Linked DNA regions of Homo sapiens: all the other regions are linked to region 1. A link is an interaction called in ENCODE POLR2A ChIA-PET data of the cell type or tissue named here. Cell type or tissue: Caco-2. All regions are shown on one strand.

Region 1 (8,000 bases):
AACCTTCTGCAGTAGAGGCAGAAAAGATCTGAATACCAGCAGACAAAATCTGGAACTGGATATATGTCATCTGTTGTTTTTGCTGTTGGTTTTTGCTTCTAGAGTCTTGTTTGTCCTTTTATGCCTGGTTATTTTGGTGTACTGGCATTTCAGAATTACTTGGAATAATTTGATGCCTAAGTCTTTTCACTTGCTTGTCAGACCCCTGGGAGCCCTACCTGTCAGTGGTTCCCCGGACCAGGCTGGAGAAGCTAACCAGTACTTTCCCTTCACCCTTACCCTGAGCATCTAGTTGTTCTCATTCCAGTTTAATGTGGATGGCTGTATCCTACACCCACAAGGCCACTAAAACTACAGTACAGCTTTGCAGTTCTTTCCTCAGTTTGGGTAGGTAAAAGCCACTTTCAGTTCTAGGCTTGCTTGGACTTACTGCACTTTTTCAGATTTCAGCCTGTTTCTTTATCTTGTTAGTTCTTTAATACTTTCAAGAATATATGTGTTCTCTGACAACTTTTTTCCCCCCTATCCTCAGTGAGGGTGGATGGGGTATAGGTTCATTTAAATTACTTAGCCTGCCATTACTAAACAGTTCTCTATGTTGTTTTTTCTATTTTGTTTCTTTCATGTCTCTTTAGAATTCTCATTTAGCTTCCATATATGTTTTATCTATCTTGTCCTTAAGAAAAATTCAAATTTTCACTGTTTTTGAAAATCAGTACATTCACATAATTATTTTCAAAGGCTATGAGAGGGTGTACAGTGCAGTCTCTGCCTCACACTAGGGTCTTGCAGTCATTCATTTGTCCTCCCTGAAGGCAGCTTACATTGCTGGATTTTTAGATGTCCTAGTAGATTTTTATACTTCATTTGATCAAGCTTGTTGTGATTTCCAAGTCTTTTTTAGCATCCTGATTTTTGGTGCTAAGCTACATTAAAATTTACCAACATGTAGATCTTTCAGTTTTGCCTTCTAAAATGCATCATTTGGGCCTGGTGCAGTGGCTCATGCCTGTAATCCCAGCACTTTAGGAGGCCGAGGTGGGTGGATCACTTGAGGCCAGGAGTTCAAAATCAGCCTGGCCAACATGGGGAAACCCCACTCTACTAAAAATACAAACATTAGCCAGGCATGGTGGTACAAGCCTGTAATACTAGCTACTTGGGAGGTTGAGGTGGGAGGTTGAGGCTGTAGTGAGCCATGATCATGCCACTGCACTCCAGCCTGGGAGACAGAGCCAGACCCTGTCTTAAAAAAAAAAAAATAAAGAAACACCCTACTTTTAGTTCCGTTTAACATTCTGTCTTTAGTACTCAAAAGTCTGTTTCCATTTATGGGATTACAAAAACCATCAAGGTTTTAGGACTTTCAACATAGTAGAAATTATAATCTTGTCTGGAGACCTAGTTTTCAATCTTAATACTAATTGGTTGATTATTAATGCAGCAATCAGTTCATTGATTTAGCAAGTATTTGAGCTCCTTTGTGCTAGATGCTGGCATCAGTCATTGAAGAAACACGTATTTGGAGTTACGTGCTTATAGCAGATACAAAGTTAGTAAGTCATGTATATTTTTGGAAAGTGGTAAGAGCTGTGTATAGAGCTAGGGTAGGGAAATTGGGAGTGTGGGTGGGAGGACTCCAGTGTCATGTTGTCACTGAAAAGATGACATTTGAATGAAATGAGCCATTAGGATATCCAGTAGAAGAGTAGAATCAGGAGGCCGGGGTAGTTGGAGCAGGGGGAATGAGGGTGACGAGAAGAGGGGTTGAAGAGCAGGTTGCGTAGGGCTTTTTTTTTTTTTTTTTTGAGACGTAGGATTTCGTAAGGACTTTGGTTGAAAGTGAGCTGATGTAAGGATTCAGAGAATTGAAATGGTTTAACTTCTGTTTGAAAAGGATCACTGGTTGCTGTGTTGACTGGAAGGCATTTTCTTTCTAATTAAGTAAAAAATTAATTGGAAATTCAATAGCAAATAATCTTTACATGTTTATATGTTTGTTCAGGAGTCGTTTAGCACTTACCATGAGCATAGTATTTTCTGTGTGGATCATGGAGACTATAACCAAGTGAATAAAAAAGTGGTTGTCTTCTAGGATCTGAAGCATATAAAATTGTCTTCCATATGTGACAATTTATTAAAAAAAGCCATTCTCATGCAGTTATACATCTTATTTTGATGATCTGTATCTAATGATCAACCCAAGCAGTTAGCATTGAAATGTTAAAATTATTCCCTGTGTTATTTTTCGGTATAATTAATGGTTCTGAGTCACAACTCTCATTCTTGTTTTCTTTCTCTCTGAGAGGGTTTTAAATGCTTACATATACACAAAATGCAGTATATATTTTTATCTTCCCTGGAGCCAATTTGACTGTTATGACTGATTTTTATAAAGAGGTGATCTGATTCTTTTTTTTTTTTTTTTTTTTTTGAGATGGAATCTCGCTCTGTCACTGAGGCTGGAGTGCAGTGTCACGATCTCAGCTCACTGCAACCTCCGACTCCCAGGTTCAGGCAATTCTCTTGCCTCAGCCTTCCAAGTAGCTGGGACTACAGGCGTGCCCCACTACGCCCAGCTAATTTTTGTATTTTTAGTAGAGACGGGGTTTCCCCCGCCATGTCTCGAACTCCTGACCTCAGGTGATCACCCACCTCAGCCTTCCAAAGTGCTGGAATTATAGGTGTGAGTCACTGCTCCTGGCCTGAAGTCTTCTGAAAAGTTTTTATATCTGCCCCCAAGGCAGGAGCTTAGGTGGGGCAAAATCCCTAGGTCAAGGTGTTGAGAGAACTCTGTGGGAGTGTTGGGACCATTGCTAACCGTGTGATCCTTGGTTATTACTTGTGTACGTAGGAGTGTTTTGACAATTCCTGGGTATAAATAAGAGAGGGAGAATTAGTGGATAGTTAGTATCTTTGAAAATCAGCACAGTGCTTTAATAGAAATGCATGGGGGGAGTAGGGACTACTGGTGGGATAACGTTCTCTCCCAGGGTTTCCGTCCCATTTCACTTGTTTTCACATTCTGTTTTTGAATTGAATTGAATTGACCTGGCTACCCAAGTATCTTAGTGAACAGCTTGTAGGAAAAAAAGAGAAAATAAGCAGTTCAGACAAGTCCCTATTATTGGTGTTGATACAGTAGTTATTCATTTGATGTTTTGTTGTTGCTGTTATTATCATTTTACTTTTTATTGAAGAATGAGTATAGAAAAGTTAAGATACAAACGTACAGCTCAGATAATTATCTCAAAAACAAATAATCACCTTCCATACATTAATAGGGGAAATGTAAAATTATTGCAACCACTTTGAAAAACAGCTTGGCAGTTGCTCAGAAAGTTAAACAGAGGCGGGGCGTGATGGCTCACGCCTATAATCCCAGCACTTTGGGAGGCTGAGGCGGGCGGATCACTTGAGGCCAGGAGTTTGAGACTAGTCTGGCCTACATGGCGAAACCCTGTCTCTACTAAAAATACAATTACCTGGGTGTGGTGGCACATGCCTCTAATCCCAGCTACTTGGGAGGCGGAAGCATGAGAATGACTTGAGCCCAGGAGTCAGAGGTTGTGGTGAGCCAAGATACCACCACTGCACTCCAGCCTGGGTGACAAAGTGAGACTTTGTCTCCAATAAAATAAGTAAAATAAAGTTAAACAGAGTTACCATGTGATCCAGTAATTCCAGTTCCAGGTGTATACTTAGCAGAATTTATCTACACAAAAACATAGAAAAGTGTTCATAGCAGCATGATTCATAATTGCTAAAAAATGGAAACCACCCAGATGGCCATCATCTGAATGGATACAGAATACGGTATGCCTATACAATGGAATGGAGCCATTAAAAAGAATGAAGCATTGGTACATGTTAGAACACGGATGGTCCATGAAACATGCTAAGTGAAAGAAGCCAGTCACAAAAGACCACATAGTCATATGATTCCATTTAAATGTCCCAAATAGCAAATCCGTAGAGATAGAAAACAAATCAGTGGGTGCCAGGGGCTGAGTGGGTCTGGGATAGTATGGTGAGTGACTACTAATGGGTATGGGATTTCTTTTTGAGGGGAGAAAATATTTTGGAATTCAAGAATTAGATACTGATGATGTGAATATACTTAAAACCACTGAATTTCAGACTTTAAAAGGGTGACTTTATGATATGTAAATTATATTTCAATAAAGCTGTTAAAACCAAACAACATCCAATAAAAACAGTGTCCCAGAAGACCCCTCATCATTCTCCCAATCAGTGCCCCAGGTTATTCTTAGGGGGAGAATAGCAGCTGCTGCGACTGCTGCTGCTCCTGTTTACCTCTCAGTAGGAGCCATTGTTTTAGATTAGGCATGAAGCTTCATGTTCTTAACACTTGCCAAGGCACAGCAGGGAACTTTTTGTAAAACCCCATTTTAATCAGATGCTTCTTTGTAATTCTATGGTGTCAAGTGTGACCTACCTTTGGCAGCAGTATTATTTCTTGCCTTTCAAATCAAGTAGCTAGGTACTCTTGACTTGCTTTTTTTTTATAGAAAGAATCTGGACCTTAAAGTTTTAAAAGAAGTTTTTAAAGTGCTATATATATATATATATATATATATATATATATATATATATATTCAGAGCTGCCCTGCCGCCCTCCCCCACTTCCCACCCCGAGATAGGGGTTGTTAATGCCATCCTTTAGATGAACCACATAGCATTCATAGTTCTTTTATTCTACATATAATTTCTGATCTTAAAAAAAAAACTATCCCTAAATGTTTATATGCTTTTAAATATTTCAGACAAGATTGGGTGCATTCAGGATGATATGGCTGTAGACAAATATTTCAAACCCAAAGTAAGGTCAGTGTTGATTTTTTGCTTTTCAGTGATGTCTTGGCATTGCCCATTTTCAAGCAGGAAGATTCCAGCCTTCCATTGGATGGTGAAACAGAGCACCCACCCTTTCAGTATGTGATGTGTGCTGCAACGTCACCAGCAGTAAAACTGCATGATGAAACGCTTACTTATTTGAACCAAGGTTAGTGTGGTTATGTCACATTTGACATGTAAGAATTTACAGAAATACAAAATAATATTTTGGCATTGTAGCCTAGATTATTGGTAATAATTAAAAATTAGGTTCTTTTTCTTAAATTTTACAACTTAATGAAAATTGTAGGAATTTTACTGTGAGCAGCTGAAGTACAGTTTGTGTAAACTGATTTGCATTAAAGAGGGTCTGAGGAGGAAGATTTATTACAGGATTTTTAAGACATAATCCAAAGGACTAGCAAGTAGGAAAGGAAGTCAGTTATTTTTAGGGACAGTGATTTCAATATGGAACTTGAGAATGAATCAGAAGTCCAGCTAGCAAGGAACCTGGATTTTGAACATGAAGCAGTTCTGTGCTGAAAATAGACTTAAGCTGCACCAGGATGGAGTCTGTGGCTAAATAAACATCAAATTTTATCCCCTATATCTTGTTTGTAGTTTATGTCAGAGTGTTACATTTCAGTGATATGAAAGGGTTGGTGGGGAAGGAGGGAAAATAGAGATGTGGGGGTAGTTTACCTTTTTTTTTTTGAGACTGAGTTTTGCTCTATCGCCCAGGCTGGAGTGCAGTGGCGCAATCTCGGCACACTGCAACCTCCGCCCCCCAGGTTAAAGCAATTCTCGTGCCTCAGCCTCCCAAGTAGCTGGGATTACAGGCACACACCATCACACCCAGCTAATTTTGTGTAATTTTAGTAGACAGGGTTTCACCATGTTGGCCAGGCTAGTCTCAGACTCCTGACCTTAAGTGATCCGCCTGCCTCGGCATCCCAAAGTGCTGGGATTACAGGCGTGAGCCATTGCACCCGGCCGAGTTTATCTTTGGAAAGAGGAGAGTTTGCCCTTTGCAGTTTGGGCACAGGCTGATGTGACTTACCCCTGTAAACAAAAGTATTTTGAATGCAGGAATTAATTTGTTGGATACATATACTGAAAGCAGGTTGAATTCTGATTTTAAACAATTTTTTGAACATTTTTACTGTTATATGCTCATTGTAGAAAAACTGGGAAATATGTGAAGGGATAATGCCAAAAATTGACTAATATTTTTGGTCTGTTTCTTGAATGTATATACATTTTCTTTCAAAAAATTAGAATTATACATCTGTTCACTTGAGTATATAGTGTTTATTTTTCTGTCATTAAATAGAATTTTTACTCGAAGTTTTGGAAAGAGCAATAGATTTTAGACTTTTACATGTGATTAATCTGAAATGTGGAAGAATAACTTATTTCTACCTTTTCATTTGATATATAAGTTTAGAATCTATAAGGTTTTACCTTCAGGTAGTCCTGTCTCTGGCACTTGTGACAATTCCCTGTTTGTTTTTATATTTAGTGTTTGGATAGGCAATCACTTATTTGAGAGTTAAGTTTTATATTTGAAAGAACCTTAATAACTTATTTGGTAATCTGTTGTAGACATAAAAATAACAGAAGAAACAATGTAGGGGCAAGGATATTCACTGTAACTTTATTTCTAAAGATAAAAAAGGAAATAACCTGAATTTTCCTTACTTGTGGAATAGTCGATTAAGTTCTGTTACATACATACCATGGAATGAATTAGTACACATATACACCCTGTTTAAAGCAACATGTAGGATGTGCATTTATTGGCCTGGGGGAATGCCCATAATTTATCATGGTTGTTCTTAAACCAGATAAAGATATTTCATATCGATAAAAGTCATAATCCACCATCTGTAGTAGTGATATAGTAGACTGACATTAATTGATACTGTGCATCTAGCATTGTACTAAATACATGTGTTAACCTTATTCAGTTCTCACAGTAACTCTAGGAGAGATTTATTCATTTATAGATTAAACTTAGAGCAGTTAATTACCTTGCTCAGTGTCCATTTGGAAAGCTTAGGTTTTAACAAAATTTTTTTGAAGTATTACAGTAATGTGCACAAATCTTAATGAATTTTTACATATATATTCCCTTGAAACTACTACCTATTTCCATCTTTTCCAGTACTCCAGCAGGCTCCCTTGTGCCTCTTTCTCAGGTGATACCTCACTTGAATATAATCAATGTAAGGGCAGGTGATTTTCTTGTCCTTTATTCTGCTTACTGCAGTATTAATGTTGAGTATTTTCTTGGTTCTGGAATTGTGTTCATTTATTTCTTGATTTTTTCTAGTCTTTTCAGAAAAAAGGTAGAAAGCTGAACTGTATATGTAGACATGTTTAAAACAACATACATTTTAGTAATTTTAAAAAATATGGGCCGGGCACGATGGCTCACGCCTGTAATCCTAGCACTTTGGGAGGCCAAGGTGGGCGGATCCATGAGGTCAGGAGATCAAGAGCATCCTGGCCAACATGGTGAAACCCCGTCTCTACTAGAAATACAAAAATTAGCCAGGCATGGTGGCACACACCTGTAGTCCCAGCTACTCAGGAGGCCAAGGCAGGAGAATCACTTGAACCCGAGGCAGAGGTTGCAGTGAGCCAAGATCACACCACTGCACTCCAGCCTGGGTGACAGAGCGAGACTCTGTCTCAAAAAAAAAAAAAACAAACTTTTTTTTGAGTAATTTTAAAGGAACTGTACTTTTATGTACCCTTTTAAAAGAAATTATAACTTTCAAAATAATACCTATATGAGTATCATATATAATATAGTGTGTTGTGCTTTGCACAGACTGTATCTTAGCATTTATCATCTTGACAAAAAGTTTTAAACCCAAAATTTTCCATGAATCCTTAAACAAGTTTTTAATTTTCTATAAATGTATATTTTCTTCCTTCCCTTCCTTTTCTTTTTCTGCTCCCTTTCTCTTCTCCCCCTTTCTCCCCCCCTCCTCCTCTCCCTCCCCCTCTCCCTTCTTTCTCCCTCTCTTTTTGGTCTTGCTCTGTCACCCAGACTGGAGTGTAGTGGTACAATCATGACTTATTGCAGCCTTGACCTCCCAGGCTAAAGTGATCCACCCACCCTAGCCTCCTGA
Region 2 (8,000 bases), 190 kb before region 1:
ATCCGGGAGGCAGAGGTTGTTGTGAGCCGAGATTGCACCGTTGCACTCCAGCCTGGGCAACAAGAGTGAAACTCCATCTCAAAAAAAAAAAAAATATATATATATATATATAATAATAATAATTATCCGCACCATTCTTATTCCTGCAGTCTTCTTCCTGGAGTCCTTTTTCTCCATTCCTTTGCCAATATTGTCTTTTATCAGTATCTTTGGCATTTTATAATTTAATAACCATTATTTCATATTCTACTTTGCATTTCCTGCATTATTAGGGATGTTAGCTATTTTTTTCCTTCTATAATTCTATGGATTGTCAGTTTATACTCTGCATTTTTTCTCACTTCTAAGATCTTTTTATATATCAAGGATATTAATTCTGTGTTGCATATGTTGTGGTATTTTCTACAGTCTGACATTGCTTCAAATATTGTATAAGCTCTTTTGTTATATATCAGAATTTTAAATTTTTATGTATTGAGACTTGTTCATTTTGTGGGTTTTGTTATAGTTAAAACAACTTTCCCAATTTCACAGTTACACAAAAATATTCAATCATTTAGAACTTCTGTCATTTTTTTCTTAGGTTTAGATCTAACTGGATTTAATTTTTGTGTGAAATATAGATTTCTAACTTCATATTTCCCCCAATACAAAGCCAATTGAGCCAGTAGCGTGTGGTGAATTACAATGTAGCCTTTTTTTGAAATGGTGTTGTTTTCATGTAATAAATTTTCATAAATATGTAAGTCTGTTTCTTAAATGTGTTTTCAGTTTCCTTGATCAGTTTGTCCTTTCCTGTTAAAAAAAAGTAAGTTTATTCCTAATATTACTTTCCCAGGAAGTGTTCTTTTTCACTATTTTCATATTTTAAATTAAATGCTAATTTTCGTATTTTATATTAAATGCTAATTTAAAATACGAAAATGGTCCTTTTTTCCCGTTTCAGGCTTTTTTTTTTTTTAAGATTGTAGACAACCTTAATCCAGAACCTTTGTAACAATGTTAGAAAATATAGAGGCTGGGCATGGTGGCTTACGTGTGTAATCTAGCACTTTGGGAGGCTGAGGCAGGTCGATCACAGGAGTCAAGACCAGCCAGGCCAATATGGTGAAACCCCATCTCTACTAAAAATACAAAAAAATTAGCTGGGCGTGATGGTGCATGCCTGTAATCCCAGCTACTCTGGAGGCTGAGGCAGGAGTATTGCTTGAACTTGGGAGGGGGAGGTTGCAGTGAGCCGAGATTACGCCACTGCACTCCAGCCTGGGCGACACAGCAAGACTGTCCCAAAAAAAAAAAAAAAAAAAAAAAGGAAGTATAGTGGGAATTATTGAAATCTTTGTTTTATCCTTGAATTGGGTGGGATCATATTTAACGTTAATTAAATATGATTTTTAATGTGTTTCTATGGATATAGTATATTAGATTATGGAAATTTCCTGCTGTTCACATTTTGCTAAAGTTTGATCAGGAATAGATGTTGAATTTTATCAGATAGCCCTTTAATATCTTTAGAAATGATTATCTTTGTTTTTTCATTTATTCATTATACATTCAGGAACTAAATTCTGCTTGGCCATTGTACATTAAGATACTGCTAGATTCGGTTGGCTAAGTTTAGTAAGATTTTGGCATTCATTTAAATGAATAAGTATTTTGTGAATTTTTTTTCCTGTTTTACATATTTTGTTAATATATTGTTCTGCTATTAGGGTTTAATGACCTTTAAGATTATATAATAACATTTCCATTGTTTTAGGCTCTGGGCATCTTGAATCTTTTATTTTGAAATGTTGGCAATCCTCTCGCCTCAGCCTCCCAAGAAGCTGGGATTACAAGTGTGAGCTCCTGCACCCAGCTGACTTTTTCTTTTTAGAATGTTATACATTCTTTTATATATACTTGGCAGAGGCATTATTTTGGGTTCTTTATAATTCAGTTTATAGTTTTATTGATTGTAGTGAGATTATTTAATTTTTCTAATTCTTTAGTTTCTATTTTTTTTTCAACTTTTAGCTCATTTTATTTTTCTAGATTTTTGTGGTATATCTTTAGACAATTTGCACTGCTTTTTCTTTATTATTATAAGGCTTTGGGTTTTCTTCTGAGTTTGGCTTTGGCAGCATCTCAGTGATTTAAATTTACCATGTTTTATTTATGTTTTCAATCATTTGTAATTTCCATTTCAACTTCTTTGAATTACATAATAATATTTTCATTTTCAGATGGTGCTTTTGTTCTTATTGTCATTATTTTTTAGTTTCATGACATTCTGATCAGGGAATTTGGTTGTATGATTTATTCTTTAGTGAATGTCTTGAAATTTTATTTGTGTTCTAGTATGTCATCACTTTATATAGGTAGTTGGTTATCATTTACAAATGTAGAATTCTTTGGCATAGAATTGAGTACTTTGTTCATCACTAAATCTAGCTTATGTTTTATTTACGTTATTCAAGTTCTTTATGGTCTCTTTTTTTTTTTAAATCTGCTTTATCTGGTAAATTCTGGTTCTAATTTTGTCAATTTCATTTTTCTAACAGTTCTTGATATATGTACTTTATGTATGGTCAAGGTTTTTTTACTATTATCATCTTGAAATAGTATTTTTTTCTTATATTTTGTTTCCTGTTCGTTGTGCTGCTTTTCTTTCCTTTTTTTTTTTTTTTGTAATTTAGAAGTTCCTTATTGTCAAGAATAAAACCTTTGTTATGCTCCTCTCTGCCTTTTAAAAAGTATACATTTTATTTCATTCATGTCATTTTTTCCCTTACCCATTGAATTAAATTTAACAAAGATATTTTCATTTTCAGCAACTGTAATTAACTGTAGTTTTTTACTGCTTTTATTTCTGACCCATTTATTGGTATACTGTCACTTCCCTTTTTTTAATTGATTCTGGGTCATTCTTGTTTGGCTTTAGTGTTTTCTCACTTTTCATATATATTTTTATCTTTGTATAATTTGGTTTGGCTTTTCCTTGCCAATTCAGAATATGGGGACTAAAAATTTGACCGTTGAACTTCAGGTTCACTTTCCTTTTCTTTCACAAATTTTGTTGTTGTTGTTATGGAGTCTCGCTCTGTCACTCCAGTGGCACCATCTCCACCCACTGCAACCTCTACCTCCCAGGTTCAAGCTATTCTTCTGCCTCAGCCTCCCAAGTAGCTGGGCTTTCAGGCACCTGCCACCACGCCTGGCTAATTTTTGTATTTTTAGTAGAGGCGAAGTTTCACTATGTTGGTCAGGCTGCTCTCGAACTCCTGACCTCCTGGCTCACTCCTGTAATCCCAGCACTTTGGGAAAGTGAGGCGATCCGCCTGCCTTGGCCTTCCAAAGTGTTGGGATTACAGGCGTGAGCCACCATGCCCAGCCCGTTTTCTTAACTTTTTATTGTTGCCTCTAAAAATGAGACTATTTGATTATTTTATAGCAAAACAACCACCACCACTACCAAGCAACCTTTAGGAAGTTTTGTAAGACAGTCCCTTTGTGTGAAGATTTTCCCCACAGCAGGTCTAGGAGTCAATTGTCTTTCACTAATACTATTCTTATACAGTGGACAAGGATTTTTGACAGAAATTGGTTATCTTAAATTTATGTTAATTTTCATGGATCTTTTCTTTATTTAGTACTTCTGTCTTATTGGCTCAGATCTTTTCCTGCTGTTACTTTTGTTACACAAATTCTGAAATCCTTGATGTCATTTATCATTTTTTGAATAACTTCTTGTCTCTGTCTTAACAGCTGTATGTAAGGAAAAATTCCTTTAAATTCTACTTATTTGAAAGTACCCATTTTGTGATTCTCAGGCTTTACTCTTTATACTTTGTTTTCAAATTGCTCATTTTTCACGTTATTATACTAGCCTATCATCTCACCAATAATGCAATAATTTTTAAATATTACCCCTGTTTTTCTTTGCTTTGTTTATTTCCTAAGAGTCTACTTCCTTAGATTGCTGTACTTAATTTCTAATTCTCTTTTTAATTTTAGGAAGCTTTTTTTCCCCTGTTGTCAACTTATATTAATAAAGTGTAAATTGTTCTGACTTAGTGTTTGATTGAATGCTTCATCTGTAATTGATGTAAATTTTTACTTTCCTTTGGTACAGCTCCCCCTGAGTATGATGTAGCAATGGTTAGGTTAGTTTATCTCTCCATCCTTGCCACTGTCATGGATGTGATTAACCCAGCATTAGGATTTTGCAGAAGTTAGAAGAAAAATGGAGAAGTGTGGTAGGTAAGACCTCCTTTATAGTTGTTGTAGCTAGGGGATCTCCATGGGTTTTACCTCCGTAGTAATGTTTGAGAAGTGGGCTCTTGTGAATGCTGTAGGGAGCAGGTCCACAGAGTCCTTTCATGCTGAATTAAACAGTTGACTAACAGGCATGTCAGCACACTTTCTTGCATTATTCTCATCTTCAACAGCTTCAAGTCTATAGATCGTTTCTCTTTAGTGGCTGAAAAAAGGGTTTTCATTTATTTTGGTTGAGTTAGCTGTGGCAAACACTGATGTGCCATATGCACTTTCCTTCAATGAAAGACTTGTTTCCCCAATGCTAGGAGAACTGTTAGTAGACAGCCTTCTGTTGCCAGTGTCTTAAAGGATTATTTCAGCTAGAGAGCTGCCTTTCCCAAGGTGTTGCCCCTTCCCAGTATTGCCCATATCCAATAACTGATTGATGTGGAAGTATAAAGGTTTGGCCATCTTGGACCAATTCAAGAGTATTCTCAGGGACTATTTCAGTTTAGAGCTTCGTAATGGTTTTGGGCAAAGATAGCCTTGGGCTGTATCACAGTTCAATTTCTTCCTCTGCCTGCTCCACTCCTGCTTCCTTCATCTCACATCCACAGATGGTAACCCCAAGGGCATTTACAAAAAATTAATATGTAATGTACATATTTTGGGGGTACATGTGATATTTTAATGCATTCACATGTGTCAGTGTCAAATTAGGGTAATAGGGAATTAATCACCTTAAATATTTATCTTCATGCTAGGAACATTCTAATTATTCTCTTTTAGCTATTTTGAAATGTACAATAGATTGTTGTTAACCATAGTCAACCTACTGAACTATCGAACACTAGATCTTATTGTTCTAACTCTATACCTATTAATCAACCCCTTTTCACTCCCTCCTCCCCCTATCCTTCCTAGCCTCTGATCATGACTAACCTATTCTCTATCTTCATGAGATCCACTTTTGTTTATCTCCCACATGAGTGAGAACATGTGATATTTGTCTTTCAAGGGCACTTCCTAATACATATCCTGCATGCTAAACTCCATCTCATAGCCTGCTTCCTAGATAACCCAGCCTGTACCATTAGCTCAGAAGGAATACAGGAGATTTAAGGAATTAAATATGTATGCTTATGTTAATGTCTATTATGAACTTTTTACTGTTTGCTTCACTAAAGAAGGGCATAAGAATTACTAATAGAAATCAGAAGATTATGTCTTTATGGAACTTCTACTTGAATTCTAGAGAGATACGATTCAGCCAGAATGAAGTGAAAGTTCTATTAAGACCACCATTTCAAAGTGCATTCCCAATAGTTAAGGAAATAGATTCACTCGACTACCTGCTTTGATGACATGGCAATTATGATTTTTTACCAGCAGTAGCCATGGTACTTCAGAAAATGTGGCCAGTACATGCCCAGTCCCTCTTAGTGCTCCCTCTCCCCCAAAACTATATTGTCTTAACAGTTCTTTGCAGTTAAACAGTTAACTTTTCTTTGTTAGATCATATTATATCCATACCTGTCCTTTTGAAACTGTATCATCATTACATTACATTAATTCAGGAAAACTTTTCAAGACTGGTCTTAATTTCTTTCAAATCTAATATCTGGTCTTTTTGTCCTCTTGTAACATAACTAAATACTTGAATGTAAGGCAAATAGAAGAAAGGACCACATGAAGTGTGTAGTATTTTCAACCTTTTCTAAAACATCTTTTTCAGCATACTCATGTACCCAGACTTATACCTTTAATAACAAGCAATTGCACATCAAAATCAGTTCCCGTGAGGAGGTAAGTTTAATTTTTTGTTGTTGTTGTTGTTAGTATAGCTCTGATACTGCATTGTTTAATTATTTGTCTGCTGCAAGAATTGGTCATTCATTTCTTGCCTTCCAGAAAACCATAAAAAAGTGTTTTGTTTTGTTTTTTTAATCATATCTCATGTAAGGGAAAAGGGATGAAGTGATTATTATGACCACCCACTTTTCTTAGTTTTATCATATTAAGCTTTGGTTTATTTGGGCTGCTGGTTGCCTTGGTTTTCAGAGAACAAGGAGTACAGAGTCAGGTCTGGGCTTGAGTCCTACAACTGCCATTGACTGTTCTACCTTAGGCAATTATTTAACTGCTCTGAACCTTAGTCCCTGCATAGGTTAGTAGAGCTAATAATGTCAACCCCGTAGAACATAAGGATTAAATGAGATACACATTAGTAGAATGTAGCCTGGTGTTTGGAACGGAGTATATAGCCCTATCAGGTCTTTCAGTTAGTGTCTGCCTCTGTCTCTGGTTTCTACAATTCTTAACATCACACCTGTAAACCTGAATAACAAGAGAGTTTCTCTGAAAGAAAATGATATTAGTATTTATGCAGGAATGAGGATTACAGTGGTATTTTGCATACAGTAGTAAACTATGCGTATTCAGGGAGGTAAAGGAAAACAAAGGTTTTTAAAGGAAAAATGAGGAAGATTACATAATCATTTTGAGGTGGTTATCCTGGACTACAAGGATCAGTAACAAGGGTGATGCCAACTTGAGGTTGGACAGGCAGTTGCTGCGTAGATGTCCTTGCAGAATTTTTGTTTGTTTGTTTGTTTTTGTAAGGTTGCGATAGCCTTTGTGCAAGGTTGTGTTTTTTTGGAGTCTTTTGTGATAGCTCTTGTTATCAGTCATTTATTCATAAGAACTCTCCCTTAATGGCCTTCCTCAGCTCCATTTGTCAAGTGTATGTGTATGTGTGTGTGTTGTAACACAAATGACTTCATTTTGATTCTGACAACTTCACACCACTATCGCCAACAATAATAAAGACAGGAAAAACAAGATTTGTACATTTGATGTTTAAGAAGATTGTAAAGAACTCTGCCTTTTTAAATTAGGTAAATATGTTTAATTAAATACTGTGTTAGGAAGAAGCTGAATAAGACATTGTTATTTGAAGTGGTTCAAACTTTTGACAACAGTTGTTCAGTCATCTCTGTCTTATGTCAGGGGTCAGCAAACAACAGCTTGCAGGTAAAATGTGGCCAATAGTCTGGTTTTGTACAGCCTACACATGCTAAGGGGGTTTTTTACGTTGTTAAAGGGTGATTTAAAAGGTAGGGGATGGGGGTGAAGAATATGAGACAGAGACTGTATGTGGTCCACAAAGCTTAAAATATTTACTGTCCAGCCCTTTACAGAACAGTTTTAACCAACCCGTCTTACATTGAGGAAAATGGTAATTGGAAAAATAAGAATGTGACAGAAGACAAAATCAGAAAATGTACCATAGAATTGCCTTAAAAATGGGGAGCAATCCATTAACTGTAGGGAGAGTGAGTGGAGTACAACCTAAGCAGAAATGTAAAGCTATGTCATATGCTGCAGAGCCATCAGATAGGCCCCTGAGGCCAGAACATATGATAAATGAAAGGTTTCAGTGGGAAAAGAAGGTGGTTGAAGGCTGGGGAGTAGGTTGAGATCATAGTGTGGAGGGCTTTGAATGTTATGAAAAGGAATTTTGACTTTATTTCATAGATAGTAGGAATCTTTGACAGTTGTAGATTTTTGGTGAGGAGGTGATGTCCAAGCCTAATTTTTACTCCAGCTATGAAAGTGATTGAGAAGAAACAATGAAAAGCATTGTTTAATTAGATAGGAGTTGTTATAATTCATGGAAGAGAGAAGCAGAGTCTGAACTAGAACTGTGTTGAACTGTGTTGATAATTGATTGAAGGTTTTATTTAATTAACAAGTTCAAA
Region 3 (8,000 bases), 61 kb after region 1:
ACCGAGTGAGGAGAAGTGGAAGTGTTATGTAATACAATATGAAGGTAGACTGTACTAAATCAAAGATGCAGTCAATAAACTCTAAAGCAACAACTAAACATATGAAGAGCTATAGAAATGAAGCTAAAAAAGAATATAAAATGAAATCATAAAAAACACTTAATCTCGGCCAGGCATGGTGGCTCATGCCTGTAATCCCAGCACTTCGGGAGGCTGAGGTGGGCAGATCATTTGAGGTCTGGAGTTCAAGACCAGCCTGGGCAACATGGTGAAAACCTGTCTCTACTAAAAATATACAACTTATCCAGGCAAGGTGGCCCATGCCTGTAGTCCCAGCTACTTGGGAGTCTGAGGCACGAGAATCGCTTGAACCCAGGAGGCAGAGGCTGCAGTGAGTCGAGATTGTGCCACTGCACTGCAGCCTGGGCAACAGAGCAAGACCCTGTCTCAAAAAAAAAAAAATCTAAAAGAAGAAAGAAAAAGAGGAAAAGAGAAAAAAGGATGTATGGGACAAATAGAAAACAAACAGCAAGAGGGTAGATTTAAACCTAACCATAATAATCACATTAAATGCAAATGGTCTAACACAAATTAAAAAGCAAAGATTGTCATATTGGATAAAAAGCAACACCCAGCTGGGCACGGTGGCTCACGCCTGTAATCCCAGCACTTTGGGAGGCCAAGGAAGGCGGATCACAAGGTCAGGAGATCAAGACCATCCTAGCTAACATGGTGAAACCCCATCTCTACTAAAAATATAAAAAATTAGCTGGGCGTGGTGGCACACGCCTGTGGTCCCAGCTACTCGGAAGGCTGAGGAGAATGGCTTGAACTCAGGAGGCAGAGGCTGCAGTGAGCTGCACTCCACTGCACTCCAGCCTGGGCGACAGAGCAAGACTCCATCTAAAAAAAAGGAAAAAAAAGCAACACCCAACTATAAAAAATCAACTTTAAATATAGATACAAATAGATTAAAATAAAATGATGGAAAAACATATATAATGCCAACACTAGTCAAAAGAAAGCTGGAATGACTATATCAGACAAAGAAGATTTTATAGTAAAGAAAACTATCAGGAATAAAAGAAGGACAATCAATGAAAAAGACATAGCAATTCTAAATGTTTATATACATAGTAACAGAGCTTCAAAATACTTGAAGCAAGAGCTGATAGGACTGTGAGGAGAAATAGACAAATGCAAAATTATAGGCAGATATTTCAATACTCCTTTTATTAGTTGATAAATTAGTAGTCAGAAAATTAGTAAGAATATAGAAGATCTGCTCAACACTATCAACCAACCTGACCTACTGGCATTTATGGCACACTTCATCTAACAGCAGAATATACATTCTCTTCAAGTGCACATGGGACACTTGCCAAGACTGGCCATATTACTGGCCACAAAACAAGTCTCAATAAAATTAAAAGGATTCAGGGTATAACTATGTTCTGTGATCACAACTGAATTGAATTAGGAATCATTAACGTGCTCTTCTGGAAAATGTCCAAATATTTGGAAACTAAATAATATTGTTCTAAACAACCCATGGGTCATGGAAGAAATCAAAAGGGGAATTAGAATGCATTTTGCATGAAAATGAAAACATAGCATATAAGAATTTGTGGCATAAATTTTCCCCAAAGTATTGACTTAGTTTATGTCATTAAACTCCCATACTAGAAAAAAAGGTCTCAAACCAATGACTTCAGCTTCCATCTTAAGAAACTAGAGAAAAAACAAAAACAAAAACAAATGAAGCCCAAAGTAACCAAAAGGAAGGAAATAATAAAGATCAGAGTGGAAATAAATGAAGTAGAAAACAGAAAAACAATGAAAAATGGGTGAAAACAAAAGCTGGTTCTTTGAGAATATCAATAAAATTGATAGACCTCTTAATAGCCAGACTGACGAGGACCAAAAAAAAAAAGACAACAATTACCAATTTCAGAAATGAGAGGGGATATCACTGCAGATTTTACAGATATTAAAATAAGAGGATATTATAAACAACTTAATGCTAATAAGTCCAGGAACTTAGGTGAAATTGACAAATTCCTTGAAAGACGCAGACTACCAAAACTCATTTATGAAGAAATAATCTGAAGAGTTCTATACATATTAAAGAAATTGAGGCCGGGTGCGGTGGCTCACGCTTATAATCCCAGCACTTTGGGAGGCCGAGGCAGGCAGATCACCTGAGGTCAGGACTTCAAGACTAGCCTGGCCAACATGGTGAAACCCCCGTCTCTACTGAAAATATAAAATTAGCCAGGCATGGTGGTGGGTGACTGTAATCTCAGCTACTTGGGAGGCTGAGGCAGGAGAATCCTTTGAGGTTGCAGTGAGCCAAGACTGTGCCATTGCACTCCAGCCTGGGCAACAAGAGTGAAACTCCATCTAAAAAGAAAAAAAAAAAGAAACTGACTTTGTAATTAAAAACCTTCCCCCAAAAAAACATGTAGGAGCAGACGGCTTCAATAGTGAATTCTACAAAACATTTTTAAAAAATACAAATTGTACATAAACACTCCCAGAATTTTTTAAAATTGTTTTTTTATTTAATTTATTTATTTTTGAGATGGAGTCTCGTTCTGTTGCTTGCTCACTGCCAAGCTCCACCTCCCGAGTTCAGGCCATTCTCCTGCTTCAGCCTCCCGAGTAGCTGGGACTACAGGCACCTGCCACCACGCCCAGCTAATTTTTTGTATTTTTAGTAGAGACAGGGTTTCACTGTGTTAGCCAGGATGGTTTCAATCTCCTGACCTAGTGATCCACCCGCCTCAGTCTCCCAAAGTGCTGGGATTACAGGCATGAGCCACCGCACCCAGCCAAATTGTTTTTATTTTTCAGAGATAGAGTCTCACTCTGTCACCCAGCTTTGAGTATGGTGGTGTGATCATAGCTCACTGCAGCCTTGAACTCCTGGGCTCAAGTGATCTTCCCACTTTAGCCTCCCAAATAGCTAGGACTACAGGTATGCACCACCACACCCAGCTACTTAATTTTTTTTTAGAGATGGGGTCTTGCTGTGTTGCTCAGGCTGGTCTCAAAATCCTGGGCTCAAGTGATTCTCCCACCTTGGCCTCCCAAAGCACTGGGGTTATAGATGTCAGCCACTGAACACACCCCCAGAAATGTGAATAGGAGGAAATACTTCCCAATTCACTCCATGAAGCCAGTATTACCTTGATACCTACACCAGACAAAAGCATTATAAGAAAATAAAATCATAAGACAATATTCCTCATGACCACAAATGCAAAATTTTTTAACAAAATTGTAGCAAATAGGATCCAATAATATATAAAATAAATAATACATGGCAATTCAAGTGTGCTTTATATGAGTGATGGAGGGTTGTTTAAACATGTTTAAAAGAGCCAATCTAATTCATGATTTAAAGAATTTTCTTCATTTAAGGAAAATCATTTTGTTCCATAACATTTAAAGTGAGTGTTTTTATACTTAAAAGATGTTGTGAATCAATTTTTTTTCAGCAATGGTATAGCAGATGTTTGAATTATAAATTCTACTGTCTGCATTCACTGTATGTTGCACATTCTTACTGGAAGTCTGTGATTGCTGTACATTGTGGTAATATTTAGGTCTGCAAGAACACAAAGTGTATTCCAAGGTTATGGGGGGTATATCCTAATTTTAGCCAAACTCATAAGCAATACTAGAGGCCATGAGGATAAAGACATGAAGGTTTTAATCATCTCTGTCTCCAGAAATCCTCAAAGCACAAATTGTTGTTGGTTTGTTTGTTTGTTTGTTTGTTTGTTTGTTTGGTCGAAGAGTCTCATTTTGCTGCCCACACTGGTCTCAAACTCCTGGCTTCAAGGGATCGTTCCACCTCAGCCTCCCAAAGAGCTGGGATTACAGGCATGAGCCACTGTGCCTGGCCAGTACACATCCTTAGCATTGATAACATTCCCAATAGCCTGGGTGCAGTGGCTCACACCTGTAATCCCAGCACTTTGGGAGTTCAAGATGGGTGAGCTCAGGAGTTCAAGACCAGCGTGGCCAACATGGTGAAATCCCATCTCTACTAAAAATACAAAAATTAGCTGGGCATGGTGGTGCACGCCTGTAATCCCAGCTACTCAGGAGGCTGAGGCAGGAGAATCACTTGAACCTGGGAGGCAGAGGTTGCAGTGAGTTGAGATTGTGCCGTTGCACTCCAGCCTGAGTGACAGAGTGAGACTCGGTCTCAAAAAAAAAAAAAAACCCCAATAAATAATGGCTATCCAGTAAGAGATGGGCAAATATTTGGTTGTATAGGATATATTGCTAACTGTAATAAAATTAATGTAAAAATCACATCTCATTATGAGTAAGCAAAATTCTAGCTTATGCCAAGGAAATTTTTGAAATAGTTATTTTATCAATTAGTAAAATTTATATATAAAGGTAGCTAATATTATGAGAGGAAAACTAGGAAGATGCCGAAGTGAAGAAGGGAATAGAAAAGAGGTAGGCACTTCATACATGTTATTTCTTGTTATGCCTATGACAGTCCTGTGGGAGCTATAGCTGCCCTGACTTTGCAGAAGAGAGAACTGACACTCGGCCGGGGGAAATAATTTGTCCCAAGGTCACATCCCTAACAACAGTACAGCTCGGTTTCCAACCCAGGTTTGCTATTCCAAAGTCCTGGTCCTCTCATTACTCTATGCAAATTACCACAGAAAGAATTTTAACAGAAGAAGAGCATGTAATAGGCTTGGTTTATTTTTGCTGATGAAAATGCTACAAGCTGCCATGACAGTGAGTCACTGGATTTGACTTACTTCAAGGAGGAATCCCCAACACCAATGCAGCCTCGCAAGCTGAGCTTCCTCAGGAATCCACCGCATCGCTTCGAGATATTTTCCACCACTCGACCCTTTAATCAAGAAAGTTCGGGAGGAAAAAATACTGTTTTTTCATGCTGCTTATCTAACAGCAAAATAACCTGAAATCTAGGAACTGAATATATTTTTCCAAGTGTAACAGAAAATATTTTGGAACATTCCTGTAACACCTCAGTTCTATCCTTAATGCATACAGGGGCTGCAAGCACTGAAAAATGGTCCAATTAAAGCATTAAGTATTCTAAAACCAACCAACAAACAAAAACAAACACAAATGCAAAAACCAAAACCTGTACACTGCCTTTTGAAAGCCTTAGCCCTGGGGTTAGGCCCTCCCTACCCAGGTCACAGCTATTCCACCAACCAAAAGGCTTTTTGAGGTTAGCTGTGGGAATACCAGCCACTGAGCAGAGATCTAAGACAATGCTGCTTTAAAAAGAAAATCCTACTTGAGCTAAGCATTACCACTTCAAAAGTATAACAATATATTGCAAAAGCTCCCCCTCATCCTCCTTAGCTGTCCTCTGCTTAAACACATTTGCTTTGAAAAAGGAACTTTTGTTGAGTACTGGCAGAGATATTAGAGGAAGCAAAAAGAAAATGAACAATGAACAATGATTAAGCACCTCCACTTTTTAAAAAATGTTTTCTATTTCAAATCACTTTTTTTCTTTAGAGACAGGGTTGGTGTTGGGGGGTCTCGCTTTGGTGCCCAGATTGGAGTATAGTGATGTGGTCATAGCTCACTGCAGCCTCAAATTCCTGGGCTCAAGTGATCCTCCTGCCTCAGCCTATGGAGTAGCTAGGACTACAGGAACATGCCATGGCACCTGGTTTACTTCCACTTTTTGAGGAACAATTTCTTGTACCTATTATGGCTCATTTAATAGTCAAAAAACTTCATGAACACTCCCAAAATGGAGGTAAGAAAGAGTATGTGTGGAATACAGAAGATCCCTTAGGGCATCCTGTAGTACTACCATGCCCTGTGATTTATGTCAGTAGCAAACTACAACAACCCAATCCAAGCACGACTATTAATGACCAGACCTTCAGGAATAAAGGTCTGAGTCATTCCACCAGGTAAAGAACCATCACCAGCTGAGGTGCTTGCTGAAGGCAAAGGAATACAGAAATGCATTGTGGAAGAAGGTAGTTATAAATACTAACTACAACCTCTACCTCCACAAGGGAGGAAAAGTTCAAAGGGACAATTTGATTGGTTTTGAATAATGTTATCCTCATTTTATAAAACAGCAATCTTGGCACTGAACTGTAAGCATGATGAATTCACCAGGATACATCAAAACCACAGGGGCCAGGTGCAGTGGCTCACGCCTGTAATCCCTGCACTTTGGGAAGCTGAGGAAGGTGATTCACTGGAGGTCAGGAGTTTGAGACCAGCCTGGCCAACATGGTGAAACCCTTTCTGTACTAAAGATACAAAAATCAGCAGAGCATGGTGGGGCATGCCTGTAGTCCTAGCTACTTGGGAGGCTGAGGTAGGAGAACCGCTTGAGCCTGGGAGGCAGAGGTTGTAGTGAGCCAAGATCATGCCACTGCAGTCCAGCCTGGGTGACAGAGCAAGACTCTGTCTCATAAAAACAAACAAACAAAAAACCCCACAGGATACATATTGTTACCTAGCTAACATCTTAATTATGTTGAAAATCCAATCTTTGATACTGCTAGCATTTATTTATACTTTCTTGAGACTACTTGCATTAATGATTATTAATATTTTTTGAAGCAAAATTCCAGACAACTGTAAAATAAATCTTTGTCACCAGGGGGAAAAAGATTATGACTTAGAAATCAAAGATATATATTTAAGTACCTAATAAACAGGAAAAAAAAAAGCAGCTCTACACCAATGTCTACAAATAGAGCACCTAATATACTCTTCTCCATTTCAAGTTAGTAACATTTTTTTAAATTTTATTATTATTATACTTTAAGTTTTAGGGTACATGTGCACAATGTGCAGGTTTGTTACATATGTATACAGGGAATTGAACAATGAGAACACATGGACACAGGATGGGGAATATCAAGTTAGTAACATTTATATAAACTTTCTAGTCCTCCCCTTTTGGGGCAAAGTTCTTGTACTGGAATACAAAACTACATACACAATTTTCTGTTCCACTGTTTCCAACTAAGAGGGGGAAAATGCAAATCCATTTCAGTGCAATATTCAAGCCAGTGACTCTGTGTCTTATCTACTAGACAATATGTTATAGGCATGCTTTTAGAATGAAGGGCTTTAGAGAAAAATAAGCCCTAAAATGGGCTAAAGACCCCTGGAGTTATCACTTTTAGATTCACACACTACTTAGTTATTTCTCATTTTTGGCCTAGCACAATCTTCAATAACCATGAAGACACTGACAACAAAATGTCCAAGTTTTAAAGGCACAGAAAATGCCAACCCAAACTTCAGGTAAACTACACGTATTCAGGAAAGAGTGATGAGGAAGGAAGGTACCGTGTGCACTTGTCACCTAGATGCTTTACTCTGCCTTTTCTTCATGTGCCAGTCATGCAACCCACCGTTCAAGATACCTACAGTCTCCTCTTAGTAGGTGAGTGACCTTGGGTAAGTTACTCAACCTTTTCTTTGCCTCAGTTTCTTTAATATGGTACTTACAACAGTGTCAGGCACACAACAAATATTATTAGTGTGTTGATCCTGATCCTTGGCAACTTCTCTTTTCTCTCAACCATATCCAAAAGTTACCATTTCCTTCCCAAAGTGCATATTTTTAAGACTATCCATAAAATGCTTCCTAGGGCAAGCATCCTCCAAAGGGTCTTGTTTAAGGACTATGGCAGACCCCAAGACTGGTTCATAATCTAGGGTGGACCAAGGGGGCTAGCCCAAAAGGGAAGCTAAGTGTTATGACTAGATTGAAACTCTGGTGCCAGCTATTTTAGGTTTTCACATACAATTCTTTATATAACTGGTAAACCATAAACTGGCTTCCCCTTTGGTGGATATACTTTTAAGTATTTCTGGGATGTGTTTATATGGCAGTTAGCTGAAAGTCAGCAGTCAGCTAAAATCTTGTAATCAAATAATGCACAAGGTAGTGATATTTACTTGAAATAGTAGTACTTTTTAATATCAAAATAATT

What was found. ChIA-PET counts read pairs that join two places held together with the same protein. Peaks named below come from ENCODE experiments on the same cell type or tissue, not always from the same donor. Only the 100,000 strongest peaks of a DNase experiment are listed, where the experiment ranks them.
Region 2: POLR2A ChIA-PET joins it to region 1 with 6 read pairs; 2 of 35 experiments call an interaction of 5 or more read pairs at or near these places.
Region 3: POLR2A ChIA-PET joins it to region 1 with 8 read pairs; 3 of 35 experiments call an interaction of 5 or more read pairs at or near these places.

The regions. Positions count from the first base shown.
Region 1 is chr3:33,422,616-33,430,615 of GRCh38, reverse strand. UBP1 (upstream binding protein 1) reads left to right here. Exons shown (of 16, transcript NM_014517.5): 2 at 4,875-5,026. It also overlaps a transcript of FBXL2 not described here. Among named protein-coding and RNA genes, the nearest start is that of UBP1, 14 kb to the left of the region's middle. RefSeq lists an enhancer at 3,964-4,521. In Caco-2, no CTCF peak of the experiment used is centred here; a DNase peak (open chromatin) is centred at 3,500.
Region 2 is chr3:33,610,046-33,618,045 of GRCh38, reverse strand. It overlaps CLASP2 (cytoplasmic linker associated protein 2), which reads left to right. Exons shown (of 39, transcript NM_001365631.1): 13 at 5,975-6,045. Among named protein-coding and RNA genes, the nearest start is that of CLASP2, 100 kb to the left of the region's middle. In Caco-2, no CTCF peak of the experiment used is centred here; no DNase peak of the experiment used is centred here.
Region 3 is chr3:33,361,519-33,369,518 of GRCh38, reverse strand. FBXL2 (F-box and leucine rich repeat protein 2) reads right to left here. Exons shown (of 15, transcript NM_012157.5): 5 at 4,800-4,894. Among named protein-coding and RNA genes, the nearest start is that of UBP1, 75 kb to the left of the region's middle. In Caco-2, no CTCF peak of the experiment used is centred here; no DNase peak of the experiment used is centred here.